2 separate regions of the Homo sapiens genome follow, and region 1 is linked to region 2. Evidence: chromatin contacts called from ENCODE Hi-C or POLR2A ChIA-PET data. All regions are on one chromosome and are shown on one strand. Each heading gives the region's core, a stretch centred on a gene start or an enhancer-like site at or near the end of the contact. The rest is flanking DNA. Distances are from core to core; before and after follow the strand shown. Region 1 overlaps METAP1 (methionyl aminopeptidase 1). Region 2 overlaps RAP1GDS1 (Rap1 GTPase-GDP dissociation stimulator 1).

The links. Hi-C counts contacts between places; a loop is a spot of excess contacts on that map. ChIA-PET counts read pairs that join two places held with the same protein, here RNA polymerase II (POLR2A). Pooled maps may share reads with other maps.
Region 1: a loop to region 2 is called in a map with no recorded cell type, with 2.5 times the contacts of the local background. The contact joins two enhancer-like sites. A Hi-C loop is called at or near these places in 1 of 37 single-sample maps with no recorded cell type and 2 of 50 pooled maps. POLR2A ChIA-PET finds 5 or more read pairs at or near these places in 3 of 52 experiments (AG04450, Panc1 and activated T-cell).

The regions. Positions count from the first base shown.
Region 1 is chr4:99,059,034-99,061,733 of GRCh38, reverse strand. It overlaps METAP1 (methionyl aminopeptidase 1), which reads right to left. Exons shown (of 11, transcript NM_015143.3): 11 at 1-580. The coding sequence ends at 417. Among named protein-coding and RNA genes, the nearest start is that of ADH5, 28 kb to the left of the region's middle. Within about 2 kb of position 1,438, at least 11 of the 41 ENCODE cell types and tissues checked have a DNase peak (open chromatin) inside an H3K27ac peak, as active enhancers do.
Region 2 is chr4:98,287,634-98,290,333 of GRCh38, reverse strand. The region is part of intron 1 of RAP1GDS1 (Rap1 GTPase-GDP dissociation stimulator 1); the gene reads right to left. Among named protein-coding and RNA genes, the nearest start is that of RAP1GDS1, 28 kb to the right of the region's middle. Within about 2 kb of position 1,444, at least 3 of the 41 ENCODE cell types and tissues checked have a DNase peak (open chromatin) inside an H3K27ac peak, as active enhancers do.

The DNA.
Region 1 (2,700 bases), core at 189-2,688, 770 kb before region 2:
ATACATATATATTTCCATATATATAATTTAAAAAATCTGGTGCAACACATATTGCTAAGTTTCAAAGATTCTCATTTCCAATGTTCACCTGGAAAGCAGATGGCTCTTGATGGCTGTTTTGCGGCAGTGATAAAAGCAACTACAAGCAAGTTTAAGTAAAAGTGCTCAAAGGGCAAATGAGAAAACAGGTGTGCAGGGGGAGGGGGCTGAAGAGTTGAGCAATGTTTCCTTTATTCTTCTCAGCTTTTTCAGACCCAAGACAAGTTCTTGAGGACACACATCAAATGCTGTAGTCCTTTCTTATCTATAGTCAAAACAAAACAAGTGATTAAAAAAAGGTTCCTCTTCCTTTCTGTACTCTCAATAAAATGCATAGCACAGTAAGAAGGTACTGAGATGTGCCATCTTGGGAGAAATTAAAATTGAGACATGAAGTGAGGCCGTGCACTGTCAAGTCGCCGGGTTAGGATTTCACAGCCAGTGTCTGTGACCAGGAGGGTGTGCTCAAACTGAGCAGACCGCTTTCCGTCTCTTGTCACCGCAGTCCAACCATCTGGCCAGGTTTCATCCTGCCATCCGCCTTCAACAAACAAAAACAATTTCTTAGTTCACTCAGTTTTCTAAATGAACTCTATCAAGAAGAAAGCCAAGGAAAAAATTCACTACTAAGATCCTTATTTACATGCCAATTGTTTTAGCTAATGCCTTTCCAACTTCATTTTGGTCTTCAGTATGTTTGATGTTTAAATTTCATCAGATGTATTACAACCACATTTTTTATATATCCCAAATATCAAATCAAGATGGAATTTCCAAAATAAAGGCGCTGGATTTCATTTTAACAACATATTGATACCAATCACCACAACTTTGAGTAACAACCTTAATTAATTATATGTATCATTATATGTATCAAAGCATCACTATGTACCCTATGAATATGTACAATAATTGTCCATTTTAAAACAGGAAATTTTTTAAAAAGGACATTCTGCAATATGCTACAACACAGATGAACCTTGAGAACATAATGCTAAGTGAAATAAGCCAGTCATAAAAAAGCATATGCTTGGCCAGGCGCGGTGGCACACGCCTGTAATCCCAGCACTTTGGGAGGCCGAGGCGGGCAGATCACAAGGTCAGGAGATTGAGACCATCCTAGCTAACACAGTGAAACCCCATCTCTACTAAAAATACAAAAAATCACCCGGGCATGGTGTTGGGCGCCTGTAGTCCCAGCTACTCGGGAAGCTGAGTCAGAAGAATGGCATGAACCTGGGAGGCAGAGCTTGCAGTGAGCTGAGATCGCGCCACTGCATTCCAGCCTGGGCGACAGACCAAGACTCCGTCTCAAAAAAAAAAAAAAAAAAAAAGCATGTGCTTAATGATTCCACTTCTATGAGGTAGAGTACAGTAGTCAAAATCATGGAGATAGAAAGCAGAACAGTGGGTGCCAAGGTCTGGGAGTAGTGAGCAATAGGAAGGGAATGTTTAATGGGTTGAGTTTCAGTTTTACAAGATGAAAAGACTTTTGGAGATGGATGGTGGTAATGGGTGCACAACGTTATGAATGTATTTAATAATATTGAACTGTACATTTAAAAATGAGATGTGTATTTTACAATTAAAAAATCAGAAAAAAAACTTGAATGAATTTAGCTCTTTCCTAGTATAACTTGGGCATCTGACAAAACTATACTCAGCATATATTGTGAAGGAAATCATGTAAATGTTTACAGTTTTATTACAGCATTCAATTCCTGATATAATTTCAAAATGGTAGGCACACAAACAGATGGTGAGAACAGATTATACAGTGAAATTTTTGTGAACTATACCCCTGGAATCAGAAAGAGGGGCAAAAGAAAGACTGGTGTGAGAGCATAAGAAAAATATGAAGCAGAATGGTCTGGACAGGAGTTGAAACCAGAGAAGGGAAGCAAAGGGACAGTGAATCTGGGAGGCCATGAAAGAAAACTCAGAGAAAGGAGGGAAAGGGGGTGAAGGGGTCATAATGAGGGAAAGCAGAAAGCAAAGGCCCAAGAGAATGTGAAGCAGAGGTGGAATGAGAAAGGCAATTCTAGATACTACTGTAAAAGATGTATTTGCGAGCTTTCTTCTTTCAAAATTAGATGTTAAAAAAAAATCAATACTTTCTTCATTTTGAGTAATCTTTAGGTGAAACATATTACCTCTAGGACTCACTGCCTCAGACAGACAAATCCCAGAACATAAACTCTGTAGTGAAGTAAACTACTTTTGCAATATTAAATCCCAGGCTAAAAAGAAAATACGAGGCGGCCTAAAAAAGTTAACTCATGCCTCATCAAGCAACTAAAGATGAGTACATCGATGTTTTTCAATGTAATGGCCTTTACACAAATGGCCTTTACACAAATTTAAAACATTACTACTGTAATTTTATTGTGATCTGATAAAACAGGATTTTTAGTAATGTCAAGTCAAACTTATTTGGCTATTCTGAGGAAATTCTCCTGCAGATTTGAGACTTTCTAGTCCAGGGATTTAACCTAGCTGAGTTACACTTCAAGTATATCTGCTATAATTTGATGATTAATTACCTGTGCTGGCTGTATAGAAAGTTATTTGCTTACTGAAAACACTACATCATGGCTCACCAACCAGGTGCTAGTTAATGGAAATACGTAGCCAAAATGACAATTTCCTCCCACTATCTTT
Region 2 (2,700 bases), core at 195-2,694:
GACAGTGTCATGTTAAACTAGGAAGTCATGAAATTCTTTATGTTATTTGTGGTGGCATTTTTCAGTTTATCTTCCTCACAATATTATTCAGAAATGGTAGCTTTATTTTCAAGGTTATTGGATCTAAAACTTCATACTTTTAAATGTTAATCAATTCTATCACTTTACTATATGCCAGTAAGTAGATACATGGGTATATAGATAGATATGTGTTTGTTATCTTTGGACAATTATACCATTGCTGATGATAAAACCGACAGGAGACAAGTACACAAGAACTGCTAACTGAGCTTGTAAAAGTTCAAGACATTTTTACCTCACTTCAAATGTCACTCAATTTTTTTCTGTATCTATTATTTTCACATAACTATCTAGTAACAAAGCTTTACTTTGAAAGCATCACTATCCACATCAAATCCAAAAAAAAAAATATTTCTGTGCTAATGTGGTTTTCAAGTACCTAGAATACAGCCAATGCATGAATGGAAGAATTTCAAGTTTATCTCAAAATGAATGGCATTAAGTCAATTTGGGGCACCTGGCTTAGCAGCTGGAAATAATAGCAATCTCTCTTGAATATTATGTTTTACTTATCTAAAGGGTTTAGTATCTGACAGAATGAAGCTATTTTTAAAAGCTTCTCTAATGAAGTAGGAATAGTAGTTTCTGTTAGCATGTCAAGTGGAAAGGACTGTGTTTAAAAATTATAATATTTTCAGTTTTACTATGTTGTATTTTCAGTTTCCTACTTTTCTTTCTTTTTTTTTTTTTTTTTTTTTGTTTACCAGAGCTGGTCCTAAACCGATCAGAAACTTTTACAACTCACATTATGCCATCTCCCATTACTTTCTCACACAACATCATGTGTGTCAGTCCCACCACATTATTGGCTTTTTCCCAAGCACACTTTCATTTTCACAATTGTGAGAATTAAATTCTTTTCTAAAATTCCTTTCTGTGCATTTTCCACATCTAGCATGGCTACTTACTTGGCGAAGTCAACTAATATGCCAAGTCTTGCATGAAGCTTTCTGTATTCCTGCAGTCAGAGGAACCTTCCTTTTCTAGGCTCCCACATTTTGTTTATACCTTGATAAACATGAAAGTTTCTATTTTTATATAGATTCTTTAATGTTAAATTTATTCCAAAAGATTTTAGAATTTTGTGATTGCTGAGAATTAAATAAGTTGTCCCATTTTCATGGGTAGGTGACATATCTACAGTAAAAAAAGGGCTACCTTGTATAATTATCACATATTCAGTCACCATTCAAATTATCTTACTTCTTAGCAAGCTAAAAAAGTTTAAGCACAAAAATCATGCCTCTTGATCTTGGAACATATCCCTGTGGATAAAGGGGGACTACTGTATTATAATCAAATTCTCCAGTTATTCCCCATTTCACTGACTTCTAATGATATGAAAAAAAATCATGCTTCTCTTCACTGCTGCTGCGGCTACAGATGCTTGCTGTTAAGATATAAACAGACACTTCTCAAAAGAAGACATTTATGCAGCCAACAGACACATGAAAAAATGCTCATCATCACTAGGCCTTAAGAGAAATGCAAATCAAAACCACAATGAGATACCATCTCACACCAGTTAGAATGGCGATCATTAAAAAGTCAGGAAACAACAGGTGCTCGAGAGGATGTGAAGAAACAGGAACACTTTTACACTGTTGGTGGGACGGTAAACCAGTTCAACCATTGTGGAAGTCAGTGTGGTGATTCCTCAGGGATCTAGAACTAGAAATACCACTTGACCCAGCAATCCCATTACTGGGTATATACCCAAAGGATTATAAATCATGCTGCTATAAAGACACATGCACACGTATGTTTACTGCGGCACTATTCACAATAGCAAAGACTTGGAACCAACCCAAATGTCCAACAATGATAGACGGGATTAAGAAAATGTGGCACATATACACCATGGAATACTATGCAGCCATAAAAAACGATGAGTTCATGTCCTTTGTAGGAACATGGATGAAGCTGGAAACCATCATTCTCAGCAAACTATGGCAAGGACAAAAAACCAAACACCGCATGTTCTCACTCATAGGTGGGAACTGAACACTGAGAACACATGGACACAGGAAGGGGAACATCACACACTGGGGCCTGTTGTGGGATGGGGGTAGCGGGGAGGGATAGCATTAGGAGATATACCTATTGTTAAATGACGAGTTAATGGGTACAGCACACCAACATGGCACATGTATACATATGTAACAAACCTGCATGTTGTGCACATGTACCCTAAAACTTATAGTAAAAAAAAGAAAAACAAATAAGAAAACTGAGAGCTTAGAAAAAGTATTTAAAGTTTAATCATTTATCACTACCTTCATAATTATTACTTGGTCCCAATAAAATTGAAAATTAAAAAGAATATGAAACTAATGTGAATGTGCTACTTTGATAAATTAGTTTCCACGATGAAGTTCCACAGATGCAAGATCTAACAGGAATGTACCTAAATACTAAATATGTTTTGTGAACATACATTATGTACACATGATCTGAAAAAAAAAATATCTGAGCAAAAAAGTAACTGTTCAGGTGCATGTGTGCAATATTTCAAAGGCAATTCATGCAGTACTTGGATAATTAGAAATATTTCTAATATTTGAAGAGAAACAAAAGAGCTAAAAACTATTCTATTTAATGAAAACTCCAAACTATATT